Linked DNA regions of Homo sapiens: region 2 is linked to region 1. A link is an interaction called in ENCODE POLR2A ChIA-PET data of the cell type or tissue named here. Cell type or tissue: K562. All regions are shown on one strand. Each heading gives the region's core, and the rest is flanking DNA. Links, peaks and the distances in the headings are about the cores only. Region 1 overlaps NOS3 (nitric oxide synthase 3). Region 2 overlaps TMEM176B (transmembrane protein 176B).

Region 1 (8,894 bases), core at 895-8,894:
GCTGCCAGCAGCACTTTCAGGTTCCTTGGGGCTTGTAGGGGATGGGGACTTGTCAGTGGAAAGACGGGAGGGATGATGTTTTTGGACTTCAGTACGGGTGTGATGTCCCAGGAAGTGGGTGTGGCTCCCCATCCTGTATGAAATAAGCAGTAAAGCTTGCTCATGGCTGTTGCACATCTCTGTGACTCTTGTTTCTGGCAGGCCCCACTCCTGGCAGCTGAGTGCTGCACCTGCCTTCTCGATCACGAGCCTGAGAACTGCACGGGGGAGCAGCCCAGACTGGCTGGAAACCATGTTTTCAGAGTGCAGGGTCAAGTGGCGTGTAGGACTCTGTCAAAAGAATGACCCCTTTCCCCACCACATACCCACAACTGCACAGGTTAAAACAGAAATCTTGTCATTTTATAATTGTAATCCACGCCGGGTGCAGTAGCTCACACCTGTAATCCCAGCACTTTGGGAGGCTGAGGCGGTTGGATCACGAGGTCAGGAGTTCAAGACCAGCCTGGCCAAGATGGTGAAACCCCGTCTTTACTAAAAATACAAAACCTAGCCGGGCGCGGTGGCAGGCACCTGTAATCCCAACTACTTGGGAGGCTGAGGCAGGAGAATCACTTGAACTTGTGGGGTGGAGGTTGCAGTGAGCTGAGATCACGCCACTGCACTCCAGCCCGGGCGGCAGAGGGAGACTCCGTTTCAAAAAAAAAAAAACAAAAAAAAAAAACTGTAATCCACATGAGCTGGGGTAGGCACTTTAGTAGTTCTCCTAACATCTGGCACAGTCCCTTATGGTAAATCTTCAATAATAAATACTTGATTTAGAGATTAGACTTTACAGGTAAGATACTCCTGAGAGAGGCAAGAGGAATCTAACATTCGACTAAGAAACAGGAAGCGGGTGGCAGTAGGCCCTGGGGTACCGCTGCTGGGAGGGGCCTTCCAGATTAAGGCGGACCCAGGCCCGAGGCAACAGGCCTAGAGAGGGAAAAGAGGCGTTTTGCTCCTTCCTGGAGGAATAATGCTGAATCCTTGCAGCCTCTGGACAGATGTGAGAAGGCACCACCTCAAGAGGGGAGGAGCGGGGCTGATCCTGGTCGGGCGGACCTGAGTCGGGCAGCCGCTCTCCCGGAACTGGAAGGGAAAGCCAGGCGGCTCTCAGGGGCTGTTGGTGTCTGAGCCGGGAGGGTCGAACGCCCAGGGCACTGCGCCCCGCAACTGACGCTCCTGCAAGGAAAAGCTCTGGGTGCGTATGCGGCTTGTCACCTCCTGGGTGCGCAGCGTGAGCCCGAAAATGTCTTCGTGGTAGCGTTGCTGATCCTGTCGGAAAAGAGCACAGTGGATCAGAACCCGACTCGGAGACCTTAGCAGGAACCCCGCACGCTCAGGCCCGGCCCGCCCCTCCGCACCCGCAGCACGCCGATGACGTCGCCGGCCTCGTCCAGCTCCATGTCGCCCTCCGTCGCCAGGATGCGCTGCACGGTCTGCAGGACGTTGGTTGCCATGGTAACATCGCCGCAGACAAACATGTGGCCCCGCTCGAGGCACAGCACGCGGTGCACCTCCGCAGCCAGCTCCGTCCTCAGGATGTCCTGCACGTAGGTCTGCGGGGCGGCGGGGTTAGGGCGGGCCCTGGTGGGGGTGGGCGCGGGGGCGCAGCCCGGGGCTGCTGGCTGGCCCTGGACGTGAAAGTCTCCGGAGCGGGCCTGGTGGGGCCTGCGTGCCCTGGGGCGGTGTCAACAGGGGCAGAGCCAAAGGGGCGGGGCAGGGGCGGGAGGAGGCGGGCCTAGAGGGGCCGGGGCACAAGGGTGGGCCAGAGTGTGCAGGGGTGGCTGAGTGGTCGTGGGAGGCCACGGGAGGGCCGTGGTTGGTGTGCCCCGCTGGAGAGCGCGAGTCCTCCCCTCTCTCCCTATCTTCAGGTTACCATTGCGCCCTCAGGGTCTCACACCTTGGGGTTGTCAGGTTCCCGGGAGAAGGCGGTGAGGACTCGGCCAAACACCCCGCGCTGCTGGGCGTTCTGCACCTCGTCGCGGTAGAGATGGTCAAGTTGGGAGCATCGGCAGCCGAACACCAAAGTCATGGGAGTGGGCTGCAGCCCTGCAAGCAACCCCGCGCTTGGGAAGGCTCTTCTCCGGGGCACAGTGCTAGTGGGGCCTCCCCACAGGCCACCGTCGCCCAGCCTGGCAGCCCAGCGTTTTGGGCTGAAACCACCATTACTTTGGCTGTTTCATCTCTAAGAGAGTGTAGAATGCTTTCACAGAGACCCTGCACAGCCCTGATTTACAGAGGGAAGGGAAGCGCGGGTGAGGTGGTGGCCCCTGGTGGAGCTGCGCTAGAATGCGCGGCTTCGGACTCAGAATTCCATGCCCTTTGCATTGTGTGACATCGCAGTCCCCTTCCCCGCTCCCACTTCATATTCTCCCATACTTATAACTCTCCTCCCAGTCACAGCCCTCTTCTTTTGATTGACAGACCACCCTGGGCACCCCATGCTCAATATGAACACCTTGTAGCATCCTTAGGTCTTGGACAGACCTCGGTCAGCTCTGGCACAGTCAAGAATCCACCTTGGGCAGTTCTTCTTTGAGTCTTAGCCCTAATCCCTTTGAAAATTCTATTTTCCTTTGTCCTCAATCCAGTCAACACCTACTATGTACCAGGCACCAGGAAGCCAGAAGCTCAGGGCCCAGCCCTTGCCTTTGGTACCTGCCCTCCCCTTGGTCTCATGAGCGTCTTTTCAGCTTTGTGGACTTTGTTTCCTGCCCTCTCTTTCCTATTTCCTGCCTTCCAGCCCCACCCCTCTGTCCCTAGATTGTGTGACTCCCTTCAGGCAGTCCTTTAGTCCCCAGCCTCACCTTTGCTCTCAATGTCATGCAGCCGCTCCTGCCAGAATCCCCGGAAGGGGGCAATGCCAGTGCCTGGACCCACCAGGATGCAGGGCAAGCTGGGATCGGGTGGCAGCCGGAAGGAGGGAGCCCTGGCAGGAGAGACACTCCATCAGGTCCCCTTTGCCTTTCCTGCTCCACCATTCTCACCATGCAGGGTGGGTGGAGCAAGGAGGACCCAAGTTCTTCCCATCTCAAAAAAAAATTAAAAAAAAAACAAAAAACAAAAAACAACTCTACTTGCTGAAACTCCTTGGATCTGTGGTTTCTGGAGATTGCACCAAAGGAAATATAGTTCATTTTGGATTGAAGAATACTTAGATGACTCAGGGGATTTAGAAAACGTGGGAAGGGTGAAAGACACTTTCAGTTCATAATGGGTTCACTAAGTGTGTTTATTTTAAGTATCCTTAATAGTGGTATTTAGTTTATGTTCAGTAGATGGGTACGGTTTATTTGTAGTTTAGCCACCTGGGTGGATTTGAATCACCAGGCCCAGCTGATGGCAGCCTAGGAACTGTTCTCAGTCCTACCAGGACTTTTGGTTCCTGGCTGCGAGAGCGGGCAAGACTTCTGGACACAGCATGAAGGAAGGGTCTCTTAAAATCCTTCACCCTCGGTCCGGGCGCGGTGGCTCACACCTGTAATCCCAAGACTTTGGGAGGCGGAGGTGGGAGGATCGTGAGGTCAGGAGCTCGAGACCAGCCTGGCCAACATAGTGAAACACCGTCTCTACTAAAAATACAAAAATTAGCTGGGCGTGGTGGTGGGTGCCTGTAATCCCAGCTACTCAGGAGGCTGAGACAGGAGAATATTTTTTTTTTTTTTTTTGAGACAGAGTCTGGCTCTGTCGCCCAGGCTGGAGTGCAGTGGCACAATCTTGGCTCACTGCAAGCTCCACCTCCCAGGTTCACGCCATAGGAGAATCTCTTGAACCCGGGAGGCGGAGGTTGCAGTAAGCCGAGATCGTACCACTGCACTCCAGCCTGGGCGACAGAGCAAGACTCCATCTCTGGGGGAAAAAAAAACCAAAACCTTCACCTTCTTTGAGTCCTTGGTGACACCAAGGCCAAGGGTGGTCTTAACCCTAACTAGTAGTTCTCCCTGGATTGAGTGAGGATTTAGTGACTGTAGTTCCCAGGTGCCATGCTGCCCAACATCAGACAGCCCAGGGACATAGAGAGGAACACAGAAGCTTTCAGAAAGCCACAGGGCCAGCCGGTTTGATCCCAGCTCTGGCTCTGGGAGCTATAGTTTCAGGGCAGAACTCTGAGTCTAAATGAATGAGAGAGCCAAAGCTTAGCCAGAGTTCTGAAGTGACCTAATGACACCACACCCTTGACATGTTACAGAGCTCCTTCCTGTTTCCAGTGACACCCCTCACCAGTGACACTCCTCACCAAAGCTGCCACCCTGACCCTGGGCAGCTCCCCACCAAGTCTTCCATCTCACTTACCCCCGGATGAAGCAGGGCACAGGGTCTCCGGGCTTGAGCTGGCTTAGCCACGTGGAGCAGACTCCATAGTGCAGGGGGCCCAGCCCATCTGGGGGTGGGAAGGAGAGGCCGGTGAGGGGCCAGAGAGGGGCCGGTCCCAACCCTGCTGTGGCCAGGCCTGCTCCTGCTTGTTGCCTCACCCTGAGTCCTGTATGCCAGCACAGCTACAGTGAGGTGGATCTCTCCTGGGTGGGTGCTGGGTGCCGAGCTGACTGAGTAGTACCGGGGCTGGAGCAGAGGCAGCTGGGTGAGGAGCAGTGGGGCAGGCAGCGCCACCGACGGGAACTGCTCCAGCACCTCCAGCAGCGTGGGGCAGCGGAACCACTTCCACTCCTCGTAGCGTCGGGGATCCTGGCGGGGCAGGATGCAGTGGGTTGGAGGCCCCATAGCCCTTCCTAGTAACCTCCCTTCTTGACCCCTCCCCCACTGAGCCTCTTTAGGGTTTCTCCCTGCTCAGTTCAGGCCAATAGAGTTTTCTCTAAGACCTGGAGAATCCAGCCATGAATTCCTCCCTGAGGAGCTGGGTCTTAAAGCACCAGTGCATGTCGGCCAGGAGAAGAAAGTCCAGGGGGGACTTTGCATGGGGGTTTCCTGCCACTGGGGTCCCCCCAGCTCATCCCGTCTCTCTAGCCCCTGTGCCTCATTGGGGTGGCCCCCAACCTGGCTGAGGGCCTCCAGCTCCTGCTGTTCCCTGGGCTCTTCTGCCAAGGTGCTGAGCAGCCGCAAGAGCTGAGGGCTGGGTGGGGAGGTGATGTCCAGGAAGAAGGTGAGAGCCTGGCGCAGCGTGCACGGGGGCAGCCGGGGGTCCCGCACCCAGCCGGGGGGAGGGCCACCTGGGGATAGTGCACAGGGAGCTCTGAGGACAGGGCCCAGCAGGACTGCAGTACCTGGGCTGATGTTTGTGTTTTGGTGACTGTTAGAGAGCCTGCCCTTGAGCAGCGGGGTCGGCCTGTCTAGGTAGCCTCAGTGTATTGTTCGGGGGCCCCTGGCCGGACTGGGTTGGTCTGGGCTCCTCTGCCTCTGACTCCACCCCCTTATTTTAAATAAAGCCCAGGCATTGATGTGGCAGCAAATAGCCCCAGTGCCAGCTCCAGAGCAAGCTAGATTGCTAGGGGAGCCTCGGAGAGGAGCCCAGAGGGAGGGGACAGCCTTTTGGTGGGGGTGCATTTGAGGGTGTGGGGATGGTCCAGCAACAAGGCCAGCCCGGCAGTGGGCAGCACAGCCAGCTCTGAGCCTGCCTGCTGAGCTGTGGAGGAGGTGGCCACCCCCTGGGTCGGGTCCTGAGCTCCTGGAGGCCTGGGGCCGGGGGTGGGGCTGGGCATGGGGCTGGTGTGCCCTGTTGCTTCCCAGGCTGCCCCTCACCAGGGCTGCCCTTCTCCAGCTGCTCTACTGCCACGGGCTCAGTGGGCGCCGGCGGGTCCTCCACGCGGCTCAGCAGCGCCTCCACAAGGCCGGGCCGGTTGGGCGGGCAGACACCTATGTGGTCCCCCGGCTGGTACTGCAGCCCCTCCTGGCCTCCGGTGTCCAGGCGCACCAGGATGGTGGCCCTCCTGGGGGTGGGGAGAGGGGCACTTATGGGGAGTCAGAGAGGGGTGGGGGCGGGAGAATGTGGGAGGAGGAGGGTCCAGGGTCAGGGTGTTCAGGACAGGGGTGGGGGGGCGGTAAAGCCGTCGTCCTCACGTGGACTTGCTGCTTTGCAGGTTTTCCACTGAGCGGATTGTAGCCTGGAACATCTTCCGCCTGTGCACGTGGATCAGACCTGGGGGCGGGGAGGGGCAAATGAGGCAGCCTGAGCTAGGGAGCAGGGCCTGGCCCCAGAGTGCTTTAGTCCCGGGGTGTGGGGGCCTCAGAGAACCAGCCGGGTTAGGGTGAGGGCAGGGCCCACCTGGCAGCAACTGCAGGCCCTCGGCCTGGGCGCTCAGCCGGTACCTCTGGCGCTTCCAGCTCCGTTTGGGGCTGAAGATGTCTCGGGCGGCGGCCTTGGCATCCTCTCCCACACAGAAGGTCTCACAGGCGGCCTGCGGGACAGGCCGGTGAGGGCTGAGGACCTCCCGCCACCAGGGGTCGCCCTAGTGAGGCGCCTGGGCGGCTTCACTGCGTCTTGCTCCTGGGGGGTTGGCAGCCCCAGTGGCTGAGGCCGGCGCCAAGGACAGCACCTTTTCCGCCAGCCCATTTCATGGATTGGCCGCTGGGCCCAGGGACCCGGCTGGCTCTTTCTCTGCACGTCCTGATTGGTGCATCGTTCCTTATCTGGTGCGTGTTAATCCCGTGATCCGAGAAGCATAGTGCTTGGCACACGGTAGCTCTGTGAAGGCGTCTGTGTGTTCAGACCTGCATTCAAATTCCGAATCCCGTACTTACAGTGACATGCCTCAGTTTCCCCATCTTTACACCTCATTGTGTTCTGGTGAAGATTAAATGAGATACTTTATGTAAAGCCCTTAGCTTTCCACAAAGTGCGTGCAGATAGTAAGTGCTCCTGGGAAGGGACGCACAATTCGGGCGGCAGAGGGGACCCCACGGGGCAGATCCCTGGGAGGGTGTGGATCCCGTCTACTCCTGGTCAGGCACACAGCTGGAAAACTGCTGGGCCAGTCCCAGGCTTGAAATGCAGGGCTCACCCGTGATTGGCTGAGCCTCATATCACCAAGTCCCGTTAATCTTTCTTTTGTGGTGCGTGTGAAGTCTTATATCTCTTCCTTCCTTCCTCGGCCCCTCCCTCCCTTCCTTCCTATCTCCACTGCTGCTGCTCTGCTTAGCTCAGCCTTCCTGCTTCTGGTTCGGTGATGCTGTAATGGATCCTACGCCTCTAAAGTCCTATTCCCAAAACCTGATGATGTGGTCTCATCCCGCTGCAATGGCTCTTTTTGTTTAAATTCTTTAAGTCTTATTTTCCGTTCCCTTCTTCCCAATCAGGGCCTATGTGTTTCTGCAGCCTGACCTCCCCGTCCCTGAGGTAGCCCCCACTCCCTCTCCTCCTAGGATGCCCTCCTCCTCCAATCAAGGCAAATCTGCTGAGCTCCAGCCTGGGCCCCGGGACAGCAGCACTGCCCTGAACAGTGTGGCACTGGGGAGACCGAGCCCTTGTCAACTGCAGACATGATCCCCAGACAGGCAGCACTGCCCCTGAGGAAGCCCAGGCTTAAAAAGCCACAGCCCCCAGGGATCCACCTCTCCCTGTGCTTGCTTGCCCGGCCCGGGACCAGTTCTGCGGTGCAGGCACCGCCCCAGGCTGTCTGGCCTCTGGCTTCCTGTGGCTTCTGTGCTGGCCTCAGCTTCAGCCCTTGCCTCTGTCTGACCTTCTCTCTGTCCCTTCCTTCTCCCTCCATCCTGCCCATCCTGGGTGGGGTCCCCTGCCCTGCCCTGCACCCCCTCCCTTTGTGCGCCCACTTGTGAGGCCCAGCCTGTGCCTGGCTGAAGCTCCCTCCTGCCAGGGCCCTGCCTGCTCTCTTTCGGCTGCACTTCTGCCTGGGCTAGGCACCCCTGTGGTCGGCAGGGCCATGTCATCCTCTGCCCCTGACCCAGAAGAGCTGGCTATGCCATGGAGAGATGAGGGTGGATTTTGGAAGGAACAGGAAGGGACCAAAGAACCAAACAGAATCAGGGCAGAGTGAGGCAGGAGGAGGCATCCCAGGGGGCAGGAGTCAGAGCAGGGGCTGGGCTGGGCTCACCTGGAAGGCAGCCTGGGCCCAGCCTCGGAAGGCCTCCTCCTGGCCGCACAGCTCGTCGCCCTGGCCCAGCTGCAGCAGCCGCTCCCCGCCCAGTTCCTCCAGCCGTGTGTCCACGGCACGAGCAAAGGCGCAGAAGTGGGGGTATGCCCGGGAGCCGAGCCCGAACACACAGAACCTGGGGTGCAGGGGTCGTCAGTGGAGCTCCCTTTGCAGGCCACGTTTGCCCAGGCAGCTTGCCCACCCGTTGCACCCCTCTTGGTGAGGCCCTGACCTGAGGGTGCCCAGGGCCCCTGCACTGTCTGTGTTACTGGACTCCTTCCTCTTCCGCCGCCAAGAGGACACCAGTGGGTCTGAGCAGGAGATGCTGTTGAAGCGGATCTTATAACTCCTGGCAAGAGAGGACAAAGACAAGGTTGTCACAGGGCCCTGGGGATACAGGCTAGGCCCAGCCCCAGCCCCAGGGACGGCTTCAGGGTCTCTGCCTCTGGGACAGGAAAGGCCCTGCCCTTGGGAGGGGCTGAGGGCCAGCATCCCTGGGGTTCCGAGCCTGGGGCCCTGACACACCACACCCCCATCTCTGAAGACCTCAGGACTGTCCCGGCTCTCAGAAGCAGGCAGGTCTGGACTGCCATTGCAGCCTGGAATGGAGGGCATCCTGGAGCCCTGGCTTTTGGTGGGAAAACGACTTGAGGCACAGAGGGAGAGCTTTTCAGACCCCCTTTCTGTTTGTGTCTCCAAATGCATCAGCTCCCCCAGCTCCCCCAAACTCTCACCCAACTCACTTGTGCTGTTCCGGCCGAGGGGAGCTGTTGTAGGGGCCGGACATCTCCATCAGGGCAGCTGCAA
Region 2 (11,309 bases), core at 1,497-9,496, 220 kb after region 1:
TTTGCTACAGCTATGGCTGCTGTTGTCCTCTGCGTGAATAGCTTCATCTGGCAAACTGAACCCTTTTTATACATCGACACTGTGTGTGATCGCTCAGACCCTGTCTTCCCTACCACTGGGTACAGATGGATGCGGCGAAGTCAAGAGAACCAATGGCAGAAGGAGGAGTGTAGAGCTTACATGCAGATGCTGAGGGTGAGCAGGAAGAGTCCAGTCTTCGGGGACCCATCACAGCTCTTTTTTCCCAGGGAGCTGGGGGCCCTGGAGGACAGAGATGTAGGCTCTTTGAGCTTGGACTTCATGCTGGGTCTTTCATTCAGGAGGTTTTAATGTAAGCTACAGACATTTTTCAGACCTCATGACACGAAGATTCTCTGAATCAAGGAGGGTGAGGAACAAAGAGGAGACATTTCAGAGAGGAGATAGTGGGTCACCCTTCTGGCTTTTCTGGTGTGTTGGTATCACAGTTTTCCATTACTGAATTAAAAACCACACCAAAATGTAGTGGCTTAAAATGACAACTTATTATTTCTCACGGTGCTGTGAGTTGGCTGGATTCAGATGAGCCATTCTCACTCACGGGTTTTCTCATGCAGTTACAGTCAGATGGGGGTGAAGTTATCCAAGTGCTCGCCGAGGCTGGAGGTCTGAGATGATGTAGTTGCATGGTCCGGAGCTCAGCGGGGGCTGTCAGCAAGAGCCGGCAATGGCTTCTCCACTTGGCTTGGGCTTCTCATAGCACAGAAACTGGATTCCAATGGGGAGTACCCTAGTTGCAAGCATTTCAGGAGACAGAAAGTAGAAGCTGCCAGACCAGCTAAGGGCTTCCCTGTCACTGTATAGTGTCACTTTCACTGTGGCCAAAGCAGTTCTAGGCCCTTCCAGATTCTACGGGTTGAAGGAATAGTCTCCACTTCTTGACAGGGAGTGATAAGTTCACTCTGCAGACAAGCCAACGGGATGGAAGCTGTGGCTGGAAACACAGTCAGCTGTGGTGGGAGCAGCAAGCTGGATAGAGTCAGTGCCTGGGTGGGTGGAGAGGGTGGTGATGTGGGCAGCATTGGAGTAGCTGACACCTGACTATCTTTGTTCTTCCCTTATCTCCAGAAGTTGTTCACAGCAATCCGTGCCCTGTTCCTGGCTGTCTGTGTCTTGAAGGTCATTGTGTCCTTGGTTTCCTTGGGAGTAGGTCTTCGAAACTTGTGTGGCCAGAGCTCCCAGCCCCTGGTGAGTTGTCGGGGAGGGGCCTCTGGGCAGCGTGAGTCTGGGTGGTGAGTGTGTGGGACAGGTAGGAGTGCGGGGCCAGGGGCACCCGAACCTGAGGCTGGGCCTGGTGCCCCTCAGCTTCTTTCCATATGCAGCTCTCCCCTTTGCTGTCTGGGGAATGTGGCCATCACCATGGTCCTGGGCCAACTGTCGCCGCCCTGTGCCTCTCTGCGCCCTCCTCTGCTCTGATCTCCCCACTCTCCCCTCTGCCCTGTCCCAGGTGTTCGTCTGACTCCCCTTCCTCTGCCACCTTGTTTTTTTTTTGCCTGATCTGCTTTTCCTGTCACCTTTTCCTTTCCCTCCTCCTTTCCTCTTTCTGCTTTCTGAGTTCTATGATACTAACTCTGCCTGCATCCTTTTCCCCTAAGGATTTCTTTTTTCTTTTTTTTCCAGAATGAGGAAGGATCAGAGAAGAGGCTACTGGGGGAGAATTCAGTGCCCCCTTCGCCCTCTAGGGAGCAGACCTCCACTGCCATTGTCCTGTGAGCTGCCAAAGACCCCACGGGGTGCCCGCATGTCCCTGTCTAGGGCAGCCCAGGGCCCCCACTCCTGGCTCCTCACACTTGCCTCCCCTATGGCCGCTCTCCAGACCCTCCTCCTTTCTTCTCCCCACATCCGCACCTGCTGTTCCCACTCTGGGGTTCTCAAGTCCATGAACAGATATTGTTGCATTTTCCACAATGCTGATTAAACATAATAAACAATCCAGAAAAGCAGTTTTGCCCAGAAAGATATGGTTTCCCTTTGTTTATACACCTCGTGCGCCATGAAAGGCCTTTCTTTGTGTCGCTATGTATGAGGTTAAATGGGAGCTGATTTATCCCATTAAAACACTGTCCCAAGAAGATTAAATTTAATTATGTTCTGCTGTACATCCAGGTGGCAAAACCCCTTTTTATGATTTTCTTCAATTCAGTGTAAAGTGTAAGTCTAGTGGGCCTAGAATCTTCTTACCTGCTGAGATTGTCTAGGCTCCTACAACCTCGGCCTGTAGACTTAAGAGAACTGTGTGGAGCATGGAATGAGATTTTTGCCCCCTCCCTCCCTGTCTTCCTTCCTTTCTCTTTTTTCGTTTTGCAGTAATTAGTGTTGGTTCTGTCTCTTTTCCTGTCTCCACACACACATAAACACATCCTTAGTCTTCCTTCCTTTCATTGTAAATGATAGCAAACTGATTTTGACTTTTTCCATTTTCTTTATATATGAAGATATAACATAAATATATAGATGTAAGCATTTCTGAAGGGCAGGAAAGCTGGTAGGGGCTTTATGAAATCTCCATGAGGCCAGTTTCATGACTTAGCAGCCCCACAGGGCTGGTCTTCAGATCCAAGGCGATGGGCTGCAGGGCCTGCACCTTCCCTCTTGGCAGAGCGGTGCCACAGAGGTGCAGAGCTGCTGCGCTGGGCAAGACCTGCTCCTGCACAGGACTTGGAGTAGGGGCCTGTGCCGAGGGCGGTGCTGCTCTTCCTGGGGCCCTCACCAGCCTGTGCTTTACATAGAGGCTTGTAAAGAAGCCTGCGAGACAGGAGTGTGTTCAGAATATGGACAGGGTCAGCCGATTACAGCCTGAGGGGTAAATCCAGCCTGCCATTGAATTTTGTAAATAAAAATGTATCTAAACACAACCACACCCATTTCTTTACACATTGTACCTGTTTTTGTGCCACAAGGGCAGAGTTGAGGAGTCTTAACAGAGACTGAATGGCCCACAAAGCATAAAATATTTACTATTAGGCTTTTTACACACAAAGCTTGCTGGCCCCGATGTAGGAGCTTGCAGTGTAGAATGTTACGTTCTGTTTCGCTGTTGAGGGGTGTGGAGTGCTCAAGAATCCCTTCCAAGGGGAGCCAGCCTTGGATGAGCAGCGGGTGTGTAGCCAGCTGGTTTCCTCATTTCCCAGGGTCCAGAGCCCACAAATCATCAGGCAGAAAAACTTGGACTCAGAACCATTGCAGTCCCCATCCCTCCCTCAGTCCCCAGTAAAGAAGACATTAGAATCTCAGAGGAATTTAGAATCTCCTGAACCTCAACATTTATTTTACTGCCAGTGATGGAGTAATGGAAGCCCCCAATTCTTTGCTAAACAGGCAAATGTAAAGTAGCTAAGCCCAGAAGCCAAGCTGGGTTGAAATGGATAGTGTGGAAAGAGACCCATTAGCAGGGCAAGAACCTATGGGGCCTCACTTAGCCAGGCTTCAGGGAATGCTTAACCCATCAAAAAATGCGGATGGCTGCCTTTCCCCGTGTCTCATGTTTCCACACATCTTGTGAGCAGTGGCACTGACTGCCTTTTCAAAGATGTTCTCACCTCCTAATGGGCAGCCTTGGAAAATAGTGTCTTCTTCTGGACCAAAGGACAGGCATGATCACCTGTTATAAAAGAATCAGATTCCTTAAGCTCAGGGTTCCTTTTCTAGAACCCAGCCCACCGGCTGTGCTGGTGTCACCTGCAATGCCTCTTTGCATTGTCTGTGGGAACTGGGGTCCTAGAACCCACGCAAAAATGCTGCTACCGTGGCCACTGCTATTGCCGTGTGTAATAAATTGTTTTTTGTCATAACTCGGGGTTTTGTGGCTTCTACCAGCATCCATGAAACTGTGGCAGACTGACTTGTTGACCTGCATGTACAGTTAGATCTCAGACCCTTCACCGTTCCCGACTACCATGTCCTGCTGTGTGCAGGGTTATGATACACACAGACTTAAGACAGAGCTTCTGACACCAAGAAGTTTACAGTCTGCTTAAGAGGTGAGGCATAAACCCTTTACTACAAAGAACAAATGTTACTTGACTGCCAAGTTAGCGATGCAGCAGGCAGGAAGGTGGTGTGCTTGCTGAAGAACTGTAGGAAGACAAGGAACATGAGAAAGGAGAATGCAAAGTAGCAGACACTCAGGGGCAGAGCACCCTGAGCTTGCCGTTGCTCATGTCGTGAACAGCCATGAGAACGCAGAGTGCGCAGGGCTGCTCAGACCTCAGTGTCCATGGGCACATTTGATAGGACTGAGTTACTTGCCCACTCACCACCCTGACTCCAAGGAACTTTGGCCAAAGTTGGGCAGGGGGGTTGTCTTTTAGTTGTCACAGATGTTGATATTCAGAACTCCATCTGCAAAGATCTCAATCTATACTGCAGCATGGACAGAGGGCTGGTCCTCAAGCCTGGAGAGTACCAGAGTCCTTGAGGCAGGAAGGAAACCTTTTTTGCTTCTGGGGTAGGGTGGGAGGTGGTGGGCGTGAGAGGCTGAATTTTTGTCCCCTCCAAATTTATATGTTGAAGCCCTCACCCCTAGTAGCTCAGGATGTGACTGTATTTGGAGACAGTGTCTTGAAAGAGGTAATTAAGTTAAAATGAGATCATTGTGGTGGGCCCTCATCCAATATGTCTGATGTCATATTAGAGGCAATCAGAATGCCGACAGGCCCAGAGGGAAGGCCACCTGAGGACACAGGGAGAAGACGGCATCTACTAGCCAAGGAGAGCCTCAGAGGAACTCCGCTGGTGCCAAATCTTGGACTTTGGCCTTCCAGAACTGAGAGAAAAGAAATTTCTCCTGTTTAAGCCCCTCAGTCGGTGTTTTGTTACGGCAGCCCTAGCAAACTCAGACACTGGGAGACGGGAGACAGCTTGGGACAGCCTGAGAGGGGGATCAGGTGTGCCCCAGCACTGCGTTTTCAAAATCCCTTCCTTGTTTACTATTGAGGAGCCCTTTGTGCAGCCCTCCGGGTTCCCCATAAAGGGGTGCCTCTCATGGTGTGGGACCACACCTGCCTTTGCCACAGCTGAAAGCTGCAGTTCCCAGGAGCTGGTGTTCCTGGCATATCACCCTGAGGTCTCATCACATCCTCAGGCCACCATCGCCCTCTGTTGCCTGGTCCCACCAGCCTCTCCTCTCCCTCCACATCTGACTCCTCAGGGTCTCCAGGACAGCTCCCCACTCCCTAAGTGCCGCCTGAGGGGCACCCCACCCCCTTTGTCTTCACAACATCTCTTCTAGCATAATCTCTATAATCACAGGCATTTCTAGCACAGTCTCCTCTAGTATAATTTCCAGTAAATCTCCTAGGCTTTTCTGGTATAATCTCTTCCGGGAGCTCAGACGTTAACAAGCCAGAAAGAGCAGCTTCTGCTTTCTGCTTTGGATATCAGCCAAAACTGTCTGAGGCCGAGAGAGGCTTCTGAAATGTCCTTCTATCAAGGGCCCAGCTATATGGTCAAAAAGAGGAAGTAGAAATACTTGGAAATCTGGGGCCACTTAAGTCTGTTCGTTATCTTGTCCTGATGACCTTGGGTGCTGACATTTGCAGCTCCTGCTGAATGTCCTCTCTGCCCTAAAGCAAGGCCCTGCCACTCTGTTCTGGGACCTTTTCTTTCTGTTTCCACGTAAGGCAGATGACTCTGCTACCCCAGAGTGGGGCTTTGCAGGAGCTGCCCTGTTTCAAACTGGGCATGTCTGTTCCTTGGGATGTGTCACTGGAGCAGAATGAGGTGAAGGAGGGAGAGCCTGGCCAGGGATAATGAAGGAGCAGTAGAAACTCTACTCTGTTCTCTATAATCATGAGGGCTTTGGGGGCAGAGCACGGGATTCTCTGTGCAGGTCACACTCCCCATGGGATGGCACAGTGCTGACCTGTTGGCACTAGCAGAGCAGGTGGCATGCGGACACACCTGGTCCAGACTGGAGGCGAGGGAAGATGTCACAGTTTCTCGGCTCATAATCCTGAGCTTCTCCATGGGCTGGAGGAAGGTGGGAGCTATGTTTTTCTTGTATTCAGCCTTCTACGGGTTATTAATAAATATTCAGTCAATAAGCAACAAAAAAATTTTTTTTTTTAGAGACTAGGGGGTAAAGGTTGATTTTTTTTTTCACTTCTATATTCTGTAAAAGAAAAATTTTGGCAGCCAGTGGGTGGTCTCAATTCTTGCTGCTCAAGGTGTGATCCACTGGCCTGCATGGGCAACCCTGGGAACTGGCTAGAGATGCAAAATCTCCTCCACGCCAGACCAGCCAAGTCAGAACCTGCATTTTCACAAGGTCCCAGGCACTATATGTGCTTCGTACATTTCGAGGGGCATGGGTATGAATATTACAGTTAGGTGGTTTGCAGGAAAGAATTCAGATACAGAACAGGGCTCTGAATTTAATCTCTTTGTTTTCATTCTTTTCATGAACTTGTTAACCTTGGAGTTTTACAAAATAATTCTAGTGGTGGCTGGACGCGGTAGCTCACACCTGTAATCCTAGCACTTTGGGAGGCCAAGGCGAGCGGATCATGAGGTCAAGATATAGAGACCATCCTGGCTAACATGGTGAAACCCCGTCTGTAGTAAAAATACAAAAATTAGCTGGGCATGGTGGTGCTCACCTGTAGTCCCAGCTACTCGGGAGGCTGAGACAGGAGAATCGCTTGAACCTGGGAGGCAGAGTTTGCAGTGAGCTGAGATCATGCCATTGCACTCCAGCCTGGGCGACAGAGTGAGACTCCATCCCCTACACCCCCTGCCAAAAAAAAAAAAAAAACTCTAGTGGTTTTGAAATACTGAAATTAAAAGTAAAAAGTGGTCTCTTTCCTTAGCTGAAGATAGTATTAATTCCTGTACTTCAGTGTCTCTAAGTTAGTCCTTTTATGGCTAGATCCAGTAGCAATTCTTTTCCTTTTTTTACTCTGGTAGACAAATGTCAACTTGGTGGTTTTCTTTTTTCTTTTTCTTTGTTCCCCCTGGGTTGTTGTTGCACAAAATGGCCCCTTTCTGCCGGGCAACTTCTGTATTTTTCCCCTGGAGTTTCCAAGCCTCTGAGTGAAGATGGTCTCCCCTCTATCTGATCCCTCTCCCGGCCCCACTTCCTCTATTCCTGTCTCTCCTTCCCATCCTTTCCCCTCTCCCCTCCTGTGAATAGCCTTAGAAGTCTGAATCTTTGTGCTCTGTAGAAAGTCAGATGTGACACTCCTTCTTTCTGCTTCTGTTTACTTGGAAAAGCTGACAGCTATTTGTCTCTTTGCACAGCTCAGTCTTGGTGGTAAAACTGCACAGACACAGATGGGCATGACTTCACGGCCCTGGCACGAGGGCATGCAGATAATCTCAAGCCTATTTGTGTGCAACATATTTATTGAAGGATTTAAAACCATTCAGAGTATAAACAGGAAATGATTCTTCTTCTTTTTTTGTTTTCTAGTCACTTCTTTTAACTGTATTTTGTCAACTCACTCATTCCCCATTGGATCTTGGGTTCTTTAACATCAGGACCAGATTCTAGATTTCACAACTCTGTCATTGCCCAATCCTTTTCGTGTTAAAAACTGCAGCTATCGGCTGGGTGCAGTGGCTCAAGCCTGTAATCCCAGCACTTTGGGAGGCCGAGGCGGACGGATCACAAGGTCAGGAGATCGAGACCATCCTGGCTAACACGGTGAAACCCCATCTCTACTAAAAATACAAAAAAATTCGCCAGGCCTGGCGGCATATGCCTGTAGTCCCAGATCCTTGGGAGGCTAAGGCAGGAGAATGGTTTGAACCTGGGAGGTGGAGGTTGCAGTGAGCTGAGATCGCGCCACTGCACTCCAGCCTGGGCGACAGAGCGAGACTCCATCTCAAAAACAAAACAAAATAAAACAAAACAAAACAAAACAAAACAAAACAACACAACACAACTGCAGTTATCGGATCATGGTTTGCCTGTCTCCCAGAGGAGACTCAGATTGCTGGACGGGGAGGAGCTGGGGAGGGAAGTGTGGTCAGGGCTGACTCCTCTTCCCTGCTGCTTTCCCACTGCTCTTCTCACCCCACTCCAGCTGAGACAAGGAAGAGGGATGCAGGGCAAGGTTTCCAGAAGTGACTGGCCGCAGGAAAGTTGCAGAGGGAGTAGTGTCTGGGCTTCGCATTCACAGCCTTTGCTCATGTGATGTGGGTGATGGGTGGTGTCTAATTCTGTTGCTCAGTGTGGGAGGCACTTGGGAATTACCCTGCCCTCTGCTACCTTAGCTGCCTGGGTCAACCAGGAAAACCTCCTGGAAAAGTATTTCTAGAGGAGGAGGATATGAAATGGCAGAAAGGAGAGGATTTTCTTGTACTGGGAAAATTCTTTTGACCACCTCTTGCCTCTGCAAAAACCCAGAGTCTGCTTTTACAGATATTTCTAACTCTAAAGAAATCTTTAGGGTTCTCTAGCGGATGGCATGAGGCCCTGTGGTGTCAAACTTCACAGAGAAAGCCTGGAGCCTCAGATCCAAAGAAGCACTCACACAAAAAGTTGCAACAAAATATTAGGAAAACTGCCAAATGTACAAAAAAATCCCCTCCTGAAGTAGGAATTCACTTTCACTAGGTGCTGCTGTGAACTTCAGGATTTATCTCATTTACCTCCCTCCCCTGACTCCTCACTTTCTTACTGGTTTAATCTATTCCTCCTGTTTCACCCCTAAAAACGAGGTTTGTTCACTTGCCAAGTAACAAACAACTTTTAGCGGGAACTCAGGTTTTCATTAATGGGAGGCCTTGTACTTCGTACAAGTGAGGAGAGCACTGAGGGTATTCTCCAAAGCCATGCCTCCCCGACAGAAAGTGACAGGAGGGCTTATGGGGCCGTGGAGAGGGTGCGTCATCGTCATCACATGCAGAGGATTCTCAGCTGCACTCAGCGAGTCCTCATGCCAGCATATAGGTGGTGTACAATGAACAGGAAACTGTAACTTCCCCGGGTGGAGGTTTTAGTGTGGGCATGAGCAAAGTCCACTCAGGTTCATCTCCTTTTTTTTTTTTTTTTTTAAAGAGACAGAGTCTCACTCTATTGCCCAGGCTGGAGTGCAGTGGTGTAATCATAGCTCACCACAGCCTTGAATTCCTGGACTGAAGTGGTCCTTTCACCTTAACTTCCCAAAGTCCTGGGATTATAGGCATAAGCCATCATACCTGGCCCCGCAACTGATTTTTGAATGTTGATTCTGTATCCTGCAACTTTGCTGAATTTACTTATTAGTTCAAACAGATTATTAGTTCAAACAGATTTTTTGTGTGTGTGTGTCTGAGTTTGAAATCTTTAGGGTTTTCTACCTATAAAATCATGTTGTCTGAGAACAGAGATACTTCTGCTTCTTCCTTTCTAGCTTGGATGCCTTTTATTTATGTTTCTTGCCTACTTGCTCCGGCTAGAACTTCCAGTACTACATGGAATAGAAATGGCAAGAATAAGCCTCCTCATCTCATTTCAGATATGAGCAAAAAGGCTTTCAGTCTTTCACCGTTGGTGTTAGCTGTGGGATTTTTATATAAAAATATTTTATTTAATTATATGTTTTGTGATTTAAAAAAAAATTTTGACCTCATGTTTGTTGGAACTTTATCTGTGGGATATATTTGAAACCTAGGTTGATGAATGTACTTTTTTCAGAGAAGATTTTAGTTTGTTTCTGCCAGAAACCTGGGATCACTATAAGTTTGGGATTTAAAAAATTCCCAGATTGAGATTTTTTGGTATCATAAGTTGAGGCTATAAATTCTACATATTTTTCAAAAGATTTCTAGTGGATTAAGCCCATAGTGCACATGCTCTTTTTTTCTCCTTTTCTTTCTCACTCTCCTAACTCTCTCACTTGTGATCTCCAGGATCCAAAATAAATTATGTGTATCCACATCCTTGCCATAGTCTGCTTTGGGGAAATCTAAACTAAGGCAGGCCTCAAATCTACATGTGAGCTATAATGCCGACAGTTTCTCAGGAGAGTCTTTCCTTTCTATCCAGAACCAAGGTAGTGCCCTTGCCGCAGTTTGTTATGGGCAAAATTCTTTTGGGTTTATTTTTCTCTTGAAAATATAATTTTTTTTTTTTTGAGACAGAGTCTCACTCTGTCACCCAGGCTGGAGTATGGCCCACTGCAATCGCACCTCCCAGGTTCAAGTGATTCTCCTGCCTCAGCCTCCCGAGTAGCTGGGATTACAGGTGCCCACTACCACACCCGGCTAATTTTTGTATTTTTAGTAGAGACGGGATTTCACCATGTTGGCCAGGCTGATCTCAAACTCCTGACCTCAAGTGATCCGCCCGCCTCAGCCTCCCAAAGTGCTGGGATTACAGGCGTGAGCCACCGTGCCCAGCCAGAAAATAGAATAATTTGAACATCCTGGTTTCATATAAGCACCTAAATCTGTTTTCCACCTGTGTTGGCACTCAGTTTTTCTTCTGTCCTCTATGTAGCCATGAAAACTCAAGTTTTTAACAAGTTAACAGAAATTGACAGTTGCTCTGAATGAATTTACAAAAATTTAAAATAACTATTTGTGTCCAGAATTTTCTGCTTTTTTGTAGTGAGTATTTTTTAAGGCTTTTGGGCTACTGCATTGCTAAAAAATGAATACTTGAGTTACATTAGATCTTATTGATTTCTAATTTAATGACATTATTATGTTTTAGATGATTTAGGCCTCCAGACTTCCATATTTTTAGATATGGAAGCCCAAGTCTGTCTTGAAAGTAACAGCTCTGGTGGCTGGCTGTTTTCTTCTTCACCAAACATGTTCTCAGTCAGGACAGAAAACTGCCAAGCCTGGCGCTTCTGGAACTTCATCCTACTGTCTAGTCTTTTGTGCCCTCATCACATGCCTGTTCCTGAAGCCCAGGAACAGAGAGAAGCTCCTCTGGATCAGGTTCGTGAGCCTGGGGAGCAGCATCTTATGATTTTGTTTCACTCATTTGCTGATCTCTTCCGCAGCCCAGAAAATTTCCTTGTGAAGTTAACAAAATCTGGGAGGCTGCATTCAGAAAAGATGACATGCACACTGGCTGGTGGTTGTGGAGATGAGGATGGGAGGGTGCATGAGTGGCTTCAATGGGTTAGTGAGTCAGAGAAGGGTCTGTATGGTCACTGACGTGGGGCTACTTGAGATGTCCAGGGGGCCTCCCACATCCTAACCCTGAACCAGTTGTATGTCAGTGTTTGTGGTCCTAGGAGTCAGATGCAGGGACATGTGGCCATGCTGAGGCTGCAGGAGCCAGGAACCCCAGGAGATGGGCCTTGCCCTTCTTCAGCAAAGGTAGGGCT

What was found. ChIA-PET counts read pairs that join two places held together with the same protein. Peaks named below come from ENCODE experiments on the same cell type or tissue, not always from the same donor. Only the 100,000 strongest peaks of a DNase experiment are listed, where the experiment ranks them.
Region 2: POLR2A ChIA-PET joins it to region 1 with 5 read pairs; 2 of 35 experiments call an interaction of 5 or more read pairs at or near these places.

What each region holds. Positions count from the first base shown.
Region 1 is chr7:151,006,431-151,015,324 of GRCh38, reverse strand. NOS3 (nitric oxide synthase 3) reads right to left here. Exons shown (of 27, transcript NM_000603.5): 15 at 8,831-8,894; 16 at 8,320-8,436; 17 at 8,049-8,223; 18 at 6,263-6,395; 19 at 6,058-6,136; 20 at 5,740-5,927; 21 at 5,038-5,210; 22 at 4,518-4,728; 23 at 4,339-4,426; 24 at 2,853-2,974; 25 at 1,946-2,094; 26 at 1,407-1,601; 27 at 737-1,317. The coding sequence ends at 1,156. ATG9B (autophagy related 9B) reads left to right here. Exons shown (of 14, transcript NM_001317056.2): 14 at 1-174. Among named protein-coding and RNA genes, the nearest start is that of ATG9B, 14 kb to the left of the region's middle. RefSeq lists a silencer at 1,509-1,708 and enhancers at 1,344-2,035, 6,531-6,580, 7,508-8,088, 8,089-8,669. In K562, for the core only: CTCF peaks have their summits at 2,320 (motif pointing left), 5,822 and 6,441 (motif pointing right); DNase peaks (open chromatin) are centred at 4,794, 5,844, 6,524, 7,044 and 5 weaker places; H3K4me3 peaks cover 3,478 bases.
Region 2 is chr7:150,781,974-150,793,282 of GRCh38, reverse strand. It overlaps TMEM176B (transmembrane protein 176B), which reads left to right. Exons shown (of 7, transcript NM_001101312.2): 5 at 1-195; 6 at 1,108-1,227; 7 at 1,660-1,982. The coding sequence ends at 1,752. It also overlaps a transcript of LOC105375566 not described here. Among named protein-coding and RNA genes, the nearest start is that of TMEM176B, 13 kb to the left of the region's middle. In K562, for the core only: no CTCF peak of the experiment used is centred there; a DNase peak (open chromatin) is centred at 5,462; H3K27me3 peaks cover 5,300 bases.